Linked DNA regions of Mus musculus: region 1 is linked to region 2. The links are chromatin loops, found by intact Hi-C in ENCODE. Cell type or tissue: left cerebral cortex. All regions are shown on one strand. Region 1 has its middle 55 kb from the start of Zfp326. Region 2 overlaps Lrrc8d (leucine rich repeat containing 8D).

Region 1 (8,000 bases), 70 kb before region 2:
CCTTAGAAATGTGTCTTGGGGCCTTTGGCCAGATGGACCACTGGGCCTGACCCAAGTTTGGAGTACTAATTATAAATAATCATAACCAACTAAAGAGGGTTCTTAACATTTCAGTGTGTGACAGCCCCACTGTGCTAAGCAACATAAACAAACCGATAAGGGTGAAGCACTTGTCTGTGTGAGCAAGGCTGGGTCAGGCCTTCCTGCCCAGGGTGCATTCCCTCTCCTAGTCCAGTCTGTTCCAGTTGCCCTGCCCCTCCAGGTTTATGTTTGCTAATAGATATGAATCGTATCTCAAAACATGCTTAAAAGCTGCTTGCTTATCTTAAGCACTGGCTGTATATCGCTCTGAGGGGGGTTTTCATGCTAATGCATTTTTATCTTCCCGATATGCTATGAGGCCTTTAACACCATCAGGTTCGTTTTACAGGCAATGAAGCAAAACTCACCTTGTTGAGCGATGATATTCTAGGAGGCAGTTGCAGTAACCTAACCCTGACCACCGTGCCTGTGGCTTCTCAGAGCACCTGTGGCAGGTGGTTATACTGTTGGGAAGAGGCCACTTATTCACAAGGAATAAAGTCTGAGGCCAAGAATATTAATTTAGCATTGCAGCCACTTCAAACTCAGTAGGAGCGGGGTACCTTAGTACCTCTGTGATCTGTGGACGGAGCACACAGTGTCTGCCATGCTTGTCACTCAGGCTGCTGGGAGACACCACCCAAGGGATGCGTCACTGGCTAATTTTATTCTGCAAATGGCAGAATAAGTGTTTACAACATTTGAAAACATTCCCGCCCCTTTCCCGGCTTCCTCGGAGTTCCTTCCTCAGGTCTTGGCCACTGTTGACTCTAATTTTAGTTGTGGCAAGTGGGGGAAATCTCCTGGTAATAGTGACTATATGTGAGCTGCGCTGTGTTATCTTCTCACAGTTTCTCTCACTTTTATAAGGAGGTCAAAAATAGCATACAGATCACATACTACACATACTTGCACACACAACACACACATGTATACACTCCACACACTCATACACACACCTTACACCACACACACCACACACATAACACACACTCTCATACACATACCATACACATACACACACCATACACACTCATACACACATACACACACATACCTACACACACCACACACATACTCACATACACATTCTACACACATACCACACACATACATATGCATTACACATACACATAGCACACACATATGCACACATACCACACAAACACATATACACACACATACCACACACATGCACACACATCACACACAGATACTAACACACAGATTCCACCCACACACTCATACATACACTCTTACATACATACCACATGCACACACATAGACACTAACACACACACACACAGATTCTACCCCTCCACACCACCCCCACACCCTCATACACACACACACACACACTCACATACAGAGACACCACACATACTCTCACACATAGACACACACACACACACACACACACACACACACACACACACACAGATTCTACCCCTCCACACCACCCCCACACCCTCATACACACACACACACACTCACATACAGTCACCACACATACTCTCACATATAGACACACACACACACACACACACACACACACACACACACACACCACACCCCTCCTGGAGGCTCTGAGATTCACATCTGTCAGGAGCACATTCATCAGCAGGACTGAGAACTACAAGGTAATCTCCTGAACTTCCTTCATCTCTATTCTAAGCAGTTCATCCACAGGAGCCCGGCCCCTTCCTCTGCACAGACCACACATGTCTGCCTTCTGCCGTGTCCCAGATGGCAACTATGGTGACTGCCCAGAAGAAAAGAAAGCAATGCAGTAAGAATAAAGGTCAGAACAGAGTAGCTGCCTGGCGCTGCCTGGGCTGTGACAGCCTGGGAATCCGCGCTGAAATGCCATGCCTCAGAGAAAAGCCACATCTGCCCCAAGGGCCTTGCAAATGATCCAGCACTTGCCTGCTCCCACCTCTCTGGATCTCCTGAATGCCACCCTGCACCACGCAGACTCTCACTGAATAGTTCCGACAGAGTGCCCTCATTTCTGAGTAAGCACGGCACGCCTTTAGCATTTAACGAGGGAACATGACTGCGTACCTTGGGTGGGTTGCCCTTTCCTAACAAGTACTGCAAGGACAGATGTGGAGACAAACTAAAAACATCTGACGCTAAAACTCGGGGGATCCTAGCTCAGGGCATATTTATGCAACCGGATGTTCACGCTGAATTCAGAATTGCAGACAGACAGAACTCACTCTGGTCACTGCTCTGCAGTTTGGAGCAAGGAGTGTAAAGTATGGTGTCCTGTGCAGATTGCCTAACCTCAGTTTCCCCAACTGGAAGATAGGCACAATTCCTGTTGTGCAGCTCTCTACTCAAATGAAGTAAGAAATAGTTTACTCTAAGGCAAATGGGAGTGTTTCTGTGACTCAGGCACATGGTTTCAGCTTGCCCAAGTAGCACAGCTCTGACTTGTCCTGAATAATCCTTCTCAGGGTGAAGTGGTTTCATGAGCCTTAGTCATAAATCAGAAAGTCCTAAGTCAAGATATTTACCATATACTTCAGCAGGAGCATCAGATAGATGAGTTATAGCAAACAGGGTTTTAATCTTCAAGATTTTACTATTGTGTGTGTAGTGTAGAGTGTGGTATATGCACATGTATGTGCACATGCCCCTGTCCTGTTCCATCATTCTCTGCCTTATTTCCATAAGACAGTGTGTCTCACTGAGTCTGAGGCTAGGCTCAGGTCAGTAAGTCCCATAATCCTCCTGTCTCTGGCCCCAGTGTGGAGGACTGCAGGGATGTGTGTGAACATACACAACTTTGTACACGGCTTCTGGAGACTTAAACTTAAGTCATTTTGTCTGTCTAATAAACACTCTTGCGTATGGAGTCATCTTTCCAGCCTGTTACGGAATTTTTAGATGCCATCTAACATCATTAACTTTTGGGTTGGTGGAAGACAGAGATCTACTAAGAAGAATACATTCTAAAAGTTTTAATAGAATGCTAGGTCAGACACGGAAGTGGAGAAAACGTGGCTACTAAAACTAAAGACAGTGGCCAGGCTGTGGTGGTACATTCCTTTAACCCCAGCTCTCTGGGGACAGAGGTAGGCAGATAAATCTCTGAGTTCTAGGTCAGCTTGGTCTACAGAGTAAGTTTCAGAGCAGCCAGGGCTATAAAGAAAAACCCTGTGTTTAAAAAAACAAAATAAATAAATACATAAATTAAAAAAGACCCCCTCCCCCAAAGACTAAAGACAGCCCAGATAAATTATTTCTAGATTTGCATGCAGCCTTCCAAGTCTTAGGCTTGTAGACTCTTCAGTGCCAGTGTGGCTTTTTCTGGACTTGGGTGCACTTGGGTTCACACTCATTATCCCTGGTCTGCTATGAGGAATGAATCAGAGGTCCATCTTGCAGGGTCTGTGGTGGCACACTGTAGCTTGGGTGACCCAGTCTGCTTCTAAACTTGAGCTCTAGAATCAAATCTTTTCTCACTTCAGAACCCGAGAGCAACCGATCTCACAGAGCAGCACTGGCTTAGAGATGGAAGGTGTAGGCTGGGATGCGTCAGCTACTTTACAAATGGGACAGCATGCAGTTTCCAATGAATTTCCTGCCTGCTCTGGCTAAGCTGCTGCACTGCATCTGCAGGACTGGTAGGCACTGTGCTGAAGTCATCATCGGCATCCCAAGGAAGAGAAGATGCTGATTAACCCAATCACCCTCGTGAAGGGTCAGCTCCAGGATGGCAACCAGAAAGTCGGAAGCTTCAGCTGCAGGAAGACCTGGGCAAGCTCTGGAGACGTGTCTTGAGGGAGTCTCCACGGAGAGAGCCTCTACTTGGAAGGAATTCATGGCTCTCTAGTACTTAAGTGATTTTCAAAGACAAACTGACCCTACAGAGCTTGTCATACTCCCCGCCCCTCCAGGATTCTTGTGCCTTCTGCTGAGATGTAGGCAGTTTCCCCGGGACATTCTGTGGTCAGCTGGGCCTGTGAAAAGTGTTGGGGGGTTTAGAGCTTTGTACAAGTGTGCACGCCACTGGAGCAGTTAGAGAACCTTCAAATTTCACAGTCTTGAGTATGTTAAAACTTTTTATTGTTTGAGACAGTCTTTTCAATATGCAGCCCTGGCTGGCCTGGAGCTCAGACAGATCTGCTTGCATCTGCCTCTTGAGTGCTCTTTCATGCCACCATAGCCCCCTACTACCCTTTTAATTATAATTTTAGAGCAATCAAAATGGTATATTAAATTGTTCAGACACTTAAAGGTGTGACTCTCCTTTCAGAAGCCCACAGTGGGGCTGGAGAGATACTTCTGCAGGGGTCTCTGGTTCAGTTCCCAGAACCCACACAGTGGCTCACAACTGCCTTTTAATTCCAGTGGCAGGGGATCCAACAGCCTCTTCTAGACTCCTCCAGCACCAGGAATGCATATAGTGCACAGACATACATGTAGACAAGATACTCATACTCATAAAGTAAAAAACTTTGAAAAAAAAAACAGAGACAAAAAAAGCAGCCGGCCCGCCCACCCATACTCAGGTGTGCCTTAATCTTTTCAAAGCGCAGCTTTACTGGTTCTGTAGCCAAGTCACCCAGGTGGAGCTCCCGGCTGCAGGTGGCAGGCAGTTCTAGGCTCTCTCTTGCTTTGCCACAGCTGGGCGGACATGTGTATTGCCTCCTTGGACGCAAGTCATCCACAGCAGTCTGAGTAGCCCTATGGTCGCTATGGTGATGCAAAGAGCACAAGGGCCAGCAGGAGCAAATGCAAACGTGGAAGCAGGTGTAAGCCACAAGTACCGATAAGTTCCCAAATAGCCACTTCTGGAAATGCCGACGCCAACCTCTGATCTACTTTTTAAAAGTTGTACGGAGTTGTTCTGACTATGCATGCACACACATGTGCAACAGCACACCTGTAGAGGGTGGAGAACAACTTGCAGAAGTTGGTTCTCCTACCATGGATCCCAGGGAATGACTTCAGGTCACAGACTCAGAGGCAAGCACCTGCTTTTGCCTGTCAAGCCTGGCTCTCCACACTCAGGACAATGCTCCTCAAACTTCATCACTTATTTTCAGTGCAAAGGGTCGAACCCTGCGTGTGCTAGGCAACTGGCCTACTGCTACAGCCCCCTTCCTGTGTACATTAACCTTAAAATACACACTTGAATTCAGTCTGGAAAGAGACATGAGATGCCCCCATTTCTAACTCGCTCCAGAACCAATGGGACACCCAGGACCCTCCTGCAACCACACCCTGTGCACCACCGCCCCCTTCCGGCCCAGTAACAGCTCTCAACAGAGGTTTGCTCCTCTTTTATGAAACCCTGCTCCTTGACCCCGGGTGGCTTCTACTGTGCTCCCAGGCCAGTCTGCATTCTGACCTGAATGAATTCCTATCTGTGTTTTAAACATCACACATGGGATAGCAGGTGGCATGACCCTTCCTTTAAGGCTCCATCCCATTCATTTAATTAGAATTCAACTGCGCAGCCACATTTAGTCCCACAGAGGGCTGGCAAAGAGTTTATTTTATCCATGGTTTTATTCTGTGTTCAGATTGCTAAGGGAAAATTCACAAAGAAAGAGAATGCACATCAAGGACGGCCCCGGCTTTTGTTGTAGGTGTTTATAAAAATAATCAGATTAGTACTGAGTGCTTAGCGACAGGTATAACACCGAGTGACACACTCCATTTAACCAACCCATACTCCATAAAAGGAAAAACCTATGAGGGAAACAGTGCCGCGGGTAACATCGCCTCCTGCTTGTGATACAGGGACTGAGGCTTGAGGCCCAGTAGCCTGAGCTGGGACTGGGGCAGATTTGCAGTGTAAGAATTCACTCCAGACTTAATCTAAGGAGTAAGGGAGGTACTGCCACAGTGCTAGGGTGGCATTCACCTTCAGGGGTCCCAAGGCGATAAGAACATGCAGCTGACTCCAGGTGAAGGCCCTTACAAGAAAGGGAAACTTTGTATCGGACGGTCTCATCTGTGCATTGTATTTAGCCATGTGTGACAACACACACCCAGATTTCCTACACTCATGAATCCAAGCTTGAGGCCAGCCTGACTAAATATTGTGACGTTATCAAAACCAAAACTCGTCATAAAGGAGTCTGGCGGTACACCTCGGAGGTAGAGAATGTACTTACCAGGGAGAGAGCCTGGGTCTGATCTTCAACATCGAAAACTAAAAGCAAAAGACAGCAACAAAACCCCACGAGTCAAGTAGGTCATTGGTGTCTGCTGCTCTTAAGCTCTTGTTCCAGCCTGTCCCAGTCTCCAGCAGGTACAACTCTCTAGAGAGAGCCACATCTGGCCAGGACCAGACAGGACCACTCTGTGTGGTAGTCCTAAGTTAGAGGACATTCGGGGAACTTGTTTCCACGGTTTTGTTCTTTTTATGAAAGAGCTTTTGCTTTGCCCAGCCTTTGTTTGGGGAGTTCAGCTAATAAAGGGGCCATTTTGCTGGAATGAATTACTGATGAAAGTCCTGCTGGGATTGGCAGGAGGACGGCCCTCTGGCCTCTCTTCAGCAAGGTAAATGGGCAGTCAAGGGCACTTTGGGGTTTGCTGCCATCAGCAACTTGAAGGGTTTGGTTATTATTGTTAATGTAGAAACCAGGAGAGGCAGTTACAAAAGGCACCAGAGACTTACAATAGAAAGCCCCACTTCGTACCTGAAAAGTCCGTATGTCAGGGCTTGCTGGCCACAAATTCTAAACAATGAACTCTCTCTGCCCACTCTTAGGTTACCTGACCTCCATTACTAAAATTGTGGCCCCAGTAATGACTTGAAGCTTACTTTTCTGAACTGAGAAAGCCAGTCTTGTGTTCAGGGTGGGATAGGGATAATCAGGAGAAAAGGATGTTCTCTACGACTCTGTAACTTAAACATGGAATATTTAAACACACCTTAGGGGCTTGAGATGTACGCAGAGTCCTTATCTAGCATGCACTCCACCACACCACTGAGTCTGTGAGATGCGAGGTGCTCATCTGTAGCTCTAGCACTCGGGAGGGGGAGACAGTACGAGTCCAAGTCTGAGGCCATTCTTGGCTACATTTTGAGTTAGAAGGTAGCTTGAGCCACAGAAGAGCCTGTCTCGAAGCAAAATAAAACTTCAAAGTCGTTTTTGTCAGTGGCTAAGGGTCCACTCACTGCTTGCCAAGGATGTACAAGGGCCAGATAAAACCAGTTCTTCAGATGGGAGCTCAAGAGATGTTGGAGAAAGACAAAACACTGTTAAGCCAAAACATGTCTGACTTGCTTTCCCCATGTCTGGTGTGTACAACACTAACACACTGTCACAAGGATTCACAGACTCACAAGACACCGAGGGCCAGTTTCCTTCTGTTTGACTGAGACGCCACAGCCCAGTGTGACCGAAGTCTTTAGATGAATCAGCATTTTGCAGTTAAGTCTTCCCTCAGAATGTTGCTGTTTGCAAACAGTGCCATGGGAGGTGGCATTTAAATCAATTGACGGTGAGCTCTTGCGAATTCAGGGGCATTATTAAGAGCTGATAAAGTTAATAGAAACTGGGTAAGAGAAAGGTACCCCTTGCTACTGTTTGAGGGCATCTAGCGCCCATCAGTTCTGAGTGATTAGGCAGCAGATGCCTGGGGCAGAGAGGCCAGTGCCCAGCTTCGGATATTGTGCTGATTACAGTCTCTGTAGACTGGCTCTTTGCTGAAAGGCAAGCCAGCCATGGCATCCTGCCATTTCTGCTATTTACAGTTAGCACAGAGAACTGGAGAGATAGGCCAGTCACTGAAATGTTTACTATGCAACCCCGAGGCCCACAGGTCAGATCCACAGCACCCACAGAAACTGACCATGGTGGCATGCTCTGGGGGACAGTGACAAGCGGGTCCCTGGAGTTCACTGGCCAACCAGCTTAGCCTAAAGCATGAGTTCCAGGTTCAGCAAG
Region 2 (8,000 bases):
ACTTACAGTAGTAGGTTCTCGGCTTTCACAATGTAGACCACACACACACACACACACACACACACACACACACACACACACACACAATCTCTTGAGGGAGATGGAACTTAAGATACAAGGAAGAAAAGGGAGAAAGCTAGGTTAACGTGAAAGAGTGGAGGGAGGGCAGAGGCACAGACTGGAAGAGCCTAGGTAGGATCTGTAAGGTTTCAGGTGAGCGTGTGTGTGTGTGTGTGTGTGTGTGTGTGTGTGTGTGTGTGTGTGTGTGTGTATCTGTGTGTGTGTCTGTCTGTGTGTGTGTGTGTGTGTGTGTGGCGGGGGAGGGGCAACAGCTTCAGACTGGAGACACAGGCAGGGACTTCCTCAGACAAGGCCTCGTGTGAGGACACTGTTTTCTTAAGAAATCTGAGGGCAAAGATAAACACTGAGGGCTCGGGCAGGTGGCTGCCTATCAGCTCCAGTGTCTGTAGGGCACTGGAGGTCAGAGACACGGAGACCATCGGCATAGGGACCACAGCTCCGGGAGGACTTGATGGGGGCCTTAAATGGAGTCAGCACATGAGGAACATCCAAGGATATCGGATGGAGCTTAAAACTTCCATGACTGGGGAAAAGGCTTCCTCCGTAAAGTGCTCCAGACCTGAACTGTATCCTCAGAGCAACATAAAAAGGCTTGGGCTTGCTTCATCCTAGCACTAGGGAGAAGGACACAGACAGATCCTTGGTACTCACAGGCCATCAGCCTACCTGCTTGGGAAGCTCCAAGCCAGTGAGAGATTCTGTCTCAAAAACCAAGGTGAAGTACATTTGAAGACACACACATGTAGACATCTGCCTACGACATGTACACACACACACACACACACACACACACACACACACACACACACATGTATGCTCATATACTCAGTTTAAAATGAGACTTGGGGCAGACTCCTGGCAGGTGGGGTTTAAATGGGAAGCAGCTCTTACGGAAACGTCCTCTGCAGTGGGAGAACTGCAGATCCTTGTAAGCCACCTGCACTCAAAGGCTGCTTTGTGCAAGTTATTTGGAGAAGAAAAAAAAAAAAGAGTATTTTTGTTTTCCTTGCAATTTCATACCTCTGCAACTATTATGAACGGGGTTTTAAAAATCAAAAATACTACTGACTTGCATAATCACACCCAGAGGCGGCAATATTCAAAACAAGTCTGTGTTCTTTCTGGAAAGTCCTGGTTCAAAGACAAAAAAACAGAACAGAAGAATCTTTTGATCCTCATGTATTGACATGTGGCTCCAACACAAACCCAGGCTTTCAGACCTTTCTTTGATGGGACAACGGGAAGAACTGAAGGCAGTTAACTCAAGAGGCTTTGTCTCCAAAAAACAGAGAATTAAATACCAAACAAGCTGGGGGGCTCAAGTTCAAGGCGGCGTGCACCTGGCAGAATTGAACCCTGAATAAAACCTCTCTATGCAAAATTACAGTTTTCTAAGAAGAAACGACCCTGAAAAATTTTTCCCATGACCCATCCCCTCAAGAACATTTTTTTTAATATTTCAAAAATTCGCAGAAACCGGAACAAAGCAGTTTTAAAATCTCAAAGGGTCAGAGCTGGCTGGGATTGGTTTAAGAATGCATAATACATGAAAGACACCGAGGCTCTCTTCATAAACACAGCATCTTCATACCAAAGTGCAGAAAAACAAGGGGAAAAAATTAAACTAACACAGACCCCAGAAAACATCACATGAACAGAGATTCATGTCTGGCCTGGTCTGTAACAGACATTTCTCAAATGGACAGGCTTAGTCTTCGTGGGCTAAGTAAAAGAAGAAGAGAAAGGAAATAGGGTCATTCTAAAAACCAATAGCAGCGAGAGACAGGAGACCTTCAATAATAATCCAGGTATCCAGATTACAAATTAGGCAGGCAGGCAGGCAAGAGCCCCGGAGGCTATTCTCGCCCTCGGCACCCCCCACACACATACATACACCTATTTACACACTGCACCCTGCGATGCAATTTCTCTCAATTGCTTCATCTCCTATATTTTCATTAAATGAGTATTTATTATGTTGCTGCAAAAAAGAACCAAATGAAAATTCTTATTTTGAAACAGCAAACTTTTATGAAAACCAAAAAGAAACATGGCTTCAAATATGTCACCCATGAAATCATAGGAAAAAAACAGCTTAGCCAGTAGAAGGCAGGAGTAGGAAGGCTGGCTCCAGGACCTTCCAGGCCACACCCGCTTCCTCATGACAGACAGTAAAGACTGTTAAAGAGGGCAGAAATTACAAGGGGGCTCAGGCTCTAGAACTCTTTCGGGATCTCCTCCAGTTGGAGCAACAAGTTGCTACAATGTACCTGTTAGTTTGCTTCCTTCTGGGTTTCTGAATCGACCCCACCATGCGGTTAGGTGAGTGAATGTAAGGGCCACAAGAAATTTGGCTTTAGCAATGACAGAAAATTCAAAAAAAAAAAAAAGTATCCATTCCTGTGACGGTTTCGGTGGATCTGAACGTGCCCATTTTGTACTGCATTTGCAGTACATAGGCTGTCTGTCACACTGTGCAAGGCCAGCAACCACTGACTGAAACGCCCCTCAGCGGCTGTCATGTTATGAACTGCAGTGTCTCTACTGTGCACACATGGAGCTGTCTGCCCTTACAGAGACAATGCTGGAGGCACAGAAGCCAGCTGGGACTTCTCGTATTTCCTACCATCACTCAGCATGTATCACCCTCATCTATCTTTGAATGTTATCCTGTTAGAATGTTAGGTTTTAAAAATGGCTGTTCCCGCCGGGCGGTGGTGGCGCACACCTTTAATCCCAGTACTTGGGAGGCAGAGGCAGGCGGATTTCTTTTTTTTTTTTTTAATTTTTATTTTTTTAAAGATTTATTTATTTATTATATGTAAGTGCATTGTAGCTGTCTTCAGACATTCCAGAAGAGGGAGTCAGATCTCCTTACGGATGGTTGTGAGCCACCATGTGGTTGCTGGGATTTGAACTCTGGACCTTCGGAAGAGCAGTCGGGTGCTCTTACCCACTGAGCCATCTCACCAGCCCCAGGTGGATTTCTGAGTTTGAGGCCAGCCTGTTCTACAAAGTGAGTTCCAGGACAGCCAGGGCTACACAGAGGAACCCTGTCTCGAAAAACAAAACAAAAACAAAACAAAACAAAATAAAAATGGCTGTTTCCAGCTTGAGTTTTATTAAGACCGTCACGTGGATTTTCGTTTGGAATTAGGACAGAATATCCAAGAATCTCTGAAATGTCCTTAAGCAACACTGTCACTTTGAGGTACATATTCTTGAAAAGCAAGTATTAATCTCAAAATAGTAACAGACTGTGGAAAAAAGCATTCAGGGAAAGGGGTGCAGGATCAGAAACTTCAGCATCCCAAAGCCATGTGGAAGGGGTAACTGCACAGAGCTTTATAGATCCGCCAAAGGCACCCGCACTTTCCCCGTTCATCAGAAGGGCTAAGGCTTAGGGGTCCGTTTCCTTTCTCTCTGTTCCTCACCTGCCTTCCCGCAGAAGATCATCTGTGGCGGATGAGGTTCTCCAATGTAACTTCAAAAGGAAAAATGAGGAGTATTGAAAGAATTTCAAAGAAAATCTAATCGAACAACTGTAAACAAACTGCTATGGGTAGAGGAGGGCAGACACCTTTAACCCCTAAGAGGCAGGTGGGTTTCTGAATTTGAGGCTAGCCTGGTCTACAGAGTAAGACTGTATCTCAAAAGTAAAAGCCAAATAACTGGAGTTGTCCAGCAAAGTAAGGAAAGCGTTCTGGAGTTGGGAACTCACAGGGAAAGGAGAGGGAGGGGAGGCTAGCTTGTCTGTCAATCATTTCACGAGGGAGGGACAGACAAGCTAGAGCCAAATCTGTGTTAATCTTTTAAGTTTTGCTGGGCAGTGGTGGCGCACGCCTTTAATCCCAGCACTTGGGAGGCAGAGGCAGATGGATTTCTGAATTCGAGGCCAGCCTGGTCTACAGAGTGAGTTCCAGGACAGCCAAGGCTACAGAGAGAAACCCTGTCTCGAAAAAACAAACAAACAAATAAAACCAAAGGAAAAAAATCTTTTAAGTTTTACCATAAAAGCTTTAATTCATAATGTTTCTGACTAAAGAGAGATTAAAGGAGGCAGAGGTTCTGATGTCTTCTAGAAAAGCTTAAATTGCACGTTTCTGGTGGGGTATAGGCCTGCCTGAAGCACCGCGTCTGTAAGTTTGACTGCCCACCATCAGTGCACAAATGGAAAGTTTGGCTAATGAGTGACCCCAATGTGCTGGGCTCGTCCACAAAGCAAGACTAAAACTTGGGAGACTATATATTTAGAAGCTGTAAAACGTCTGCTCTTCCAAATACACGAATTATGAGTTAACACTGAAAATGGCAAAGAAGTCTAATTCTGAAACTACCTAAAATATCTTATTTTATTGCGCTGGATGTGAATGAAGTTTTTATAAAAAGAATATTAAAGTCACTATTCTGGATACAATCTGGAGGACCTGCCACCCTTCCGCCGAGGTCATCTCAGTCATTTCAGAATTTCTCACTCTGGTTTTCACAATGTGCTATTCCACTTACATCTAGGGCTCACACTGGGCGAATGTGGCAATTTGGACCACAAGATGTCTTCCTTCAAAGAGCAAAGGATTAGAACAGGCAGGGAGGCAACCATGAGGTAGCCCATGAAAGACTACTCTGAAATGAGCGCCTGCCAATCTTCTCCCCAGAGTGGTCATTAAAGCATTACCTTCGCATATACAAAAGCAAAGCCATCAAGCTCTTGCTCTTTGGTTGTGAGAGCTCTCTGCAGATTATTCTCTTCCTCTGCATTTAACATAACAACAGGTCATTTTCCCCTCACTCACAGCCCATCACAGCTGCAAACAGCAGGTTAAAAACAGGGGAGAAACCAATGACAGCACAGCCTCACAGCCCCAAAGGTAAACTGAGGCAGGAGCAAGGCCTAGAACCCTCTCCCGTATCCCTCTGGTAATTCAACCCTCCCACAAATGCTATCTCTATTCAGGACCGAGTATGAAAACGAAGTCAAATTCACTCCCCTTACCCTCAATATCTACCGAATGGTATGAGAGGATTTTATTACAAATAACAAAACCTCGTTAACATTTCAATATTCTCTTGAAGTATCCCAAGGGCTCATATACCTGTAAAACATCTGCTGTAAAGTATTTTACTGGAAAATGGTGCCATTTTGCTCACAATCCCTTGAATAGCAATTATCCATATATGTAAGCCCAGGCTATAGGTATAGTATGTAGCTGTCTGTCACGGATGAGGCCTTAGAGTCAATCTGCAATACTTCAAAAACAGTAACAATGGCAGTAAACGGAGACCATCAATCTATTGGTATTACACCATGCTAACTTCCCCAAACCTGAGTTTGGATTTGTCTTCTATTAGGAACCCAAATAAATCCAGAAGGGAGAATAAACACACACACAATGGCAGCCATCATGATTTTCTCAAATATTTTTATTTTCCTACTATCTAGACAGCCTTATATTAGTCATTACCAGCCATGCCTTTCACAGGTGATGCCCCCAAACCTGACTCCTTCAGCAGGTTCATGTCCCACCAACCCAAGAGCTGCACATTTATAAACAAAACTAAACAGTTAGACATTGTATGTGAAAGGTTACGTTTTTAAGGCAGCAAACGTTATCATTCTCGGCTCTCATTATTTTTCAAAAGACGGGAAAGAGTCACAAGGCAGTTCTGTGCCATTCTGAGAGAGAGAGGGAGAGAGGGAGGTAGAGGGAGAGAGGGAGAGACAGAGACAGACAGACAGACAGACAGACAGATCTGCGAAGAGTGCACAGATTCCCACAGCCTACTGGGCTCCTTCTCACTATATAGACTGAGAAGGAACAGGAGTGATAACAACGAGAGGCAACCAACTCTGTCATCTTCCTGTCCAGAAAGTGGAGGTGGCCTGAGACCCTGTGCGCACCCCACATGCCAAAGGCAGGGCGTATATTTAGAGCCAAGCAGAGTCTCAGTTTACTTGATTCTGGTTTACCTCGTCTTCTCAAAGTGAAATGAATCTGGTTCATTCTGGTAATAAATGTGACACTGATTATGTCTAAAACTCCGATAATACAGGAAGCTTTTTTTTTTTTTTTTTTTTTTAAAGCAGAAGTCTAGAGGGCTAGAGAGATGGCTCCGGTTGTTCAGAGAGGAGATTTCTCTTGCCAAGGAACAGGGTTCAGTTCCCAGCACCCATGTTGGGCAACACCTGCAACTTCAGAGCCTGGGGATGTGACATCTCTGGTCTTCCAGGGCATCAGCATTCACATGCATATATATATATGAGATATATTTTTATATATTATAATATACTTATATACAATATACCATGTATTATTATGCAATATATAATATGTATTATATAATATGATATACGTGTATGTATGTGTGTATATATACATATATATATATATATACACACATACATAAAATTAAAAGTGAAAATAAATCTAAGAACTATCTATCATCTTACCACCAAGCAACAATATTCTTACTATATTCATGGACAGCTTTTTAATTTTATTCTATGCATTATCACATATGTAATTGTCTTTATGTATTTATGCATTCTATGTATATGAGTGTTCTACTTTCAGAAGAGGGAATCAGATTCCATTACAGGTAGCTGTGAGCCACCATGTGGTTGCTGGTCAACTCAGGTCCTCTGGAAGAGCAGTCAGTGCTCTTAATCACTGAGACAGCTCTCCAGCCCCCAATTTTATTTTATTTTATTTTATTTATTTATTTTAAAGCAGAAGTTAGTCAGGCGGTGGTGACACGTGCCTTTAATCCCAGCACTCGGGAAGCAGAAGAATCTATGAGTTTAAGGCTAGCCTGGTCTACAGAGTGAGTTCTAGGACAGCCAGGGCTACAAGGAGAAACCCTGTCTCAAAAAACAAACAAAGCAGAAGTTGATGGCCAGCAAGATGGTGCAGTAGGGACAGCACTTGCTACATGAGCCTGATGACCTGAGTTTGCGCTGCAGAACTTGTGTGAAGGTCTAAGAAGAGAACCGACTCTAAATGATCACCCTGACTCTCATCCATGCACCGGGGCATACATGTGTGCATATGCACTTGTGCGCAATGAGAGTACCCTGTGAGAATGAGCATGCGTATGTGACATGAGTGAAAGACCCTAATGCATTAAACCAATCAACAGAAGAGACTTCCACCAGTCAGGCTGAGGGGAATGGCAAGGCCTGCTCCAACTACAGATGTTGACGGTTTTCAGAGAAGTACCAACCCTCCTCCTCCTCCTCCTCCTCCAGGAGGACTAAAGCTTAAGACTGCTCCTCTCCAGGGACCCTCTGGAGATGAGCTAACCTCATCCTCCTTCAGCTTATATTAACAACTACTGAGTTTCTGGGCTGCTAATGAATCTCCATCAAGAACGCAGGGCCCGCCAGATCCCAGCTTTTCTGTACATGTGTGTGTCCGTCATTCCCTGGTCCCAGTCAGGTCAATCCTAAAGCTGTGCATGTCCCTGATAATAATGAGGAGGAGGAGGGGAGGAAGTAGGGGAGGAAGAAGAGGAAGAGGAAGAGGAAGAGGGAGAATTATTATTATTATTATCATTAAGGTGGTGGCGTCAGTTATAAACTCTAAAGTAATCACTAAGTGCTTTTTAAAAGAAAGTATGGTTAAGTATGGCCATGTGTGTTTGTAATCCCAGAGACAGTCAGAACAGAGGACTGTGAGAGTGAGCAGAGGCCTGAGGACTGAGAGTGAGCACCCACCTGAGGACTGAGAGTGAGCACCCACCTGAGAACTGAGAGTAAGCACCCACCTGAGAACTGAGAGTAAGCACCCACCTGAGAACTGAGAGTAAGCACCCACTTGAGGACTGAGAGTAAGCACTCACTTGAGGAACAAGAGTAAGCACCCACTTGAGGACTGAGAGTGAGCAGACACCCACCTGAGGACTGAGAGTGAACAGACACC

The links. Peaks named below come from ENCODE experiments on the same cell type or tissue, not always from the same donor. Only the 100,000 strongest peaks of a DNase experiment are listed, where the experiment ranks them.
Region 1: it touches region 2 in a loop (1.8-fold over the local background); 2 of 42 quality-filtered maps call a loop at or near these places.

Annotation. Positions count from the first base shown.
Region 1 is chr5:105,817,227-105,825,226 of GRCm38, reverse strand. No RefSeq gene overlaps it. Among named protein-coding and RNA genes, the nearest start is that of Zfp326, 55 kb to the left of the region's middle. In left cerebral cortex, no CTCF peak of the experiment used is centred here; DNase peaks (open chromatin) are centred at 2,019, 3,641, 6,375 and 7,732.
Region 2 is chr5:105,747,431-105,755,430 of GRCm38, reverse strand. All of the region lies in intron 2 of Lrrc8d (leucine rich repeat containing 8D), which reads right to left. Among named protein-coding and RNA genes, the nearest start is that of Gm42166, 47 kb to the right of the region's middle. In left cerebral cortex, no CTCF peak of the experiment used is centred here; a DNase peak (open chromatin) is centred at 4,358; H3K27ac peaks cover 232 bases.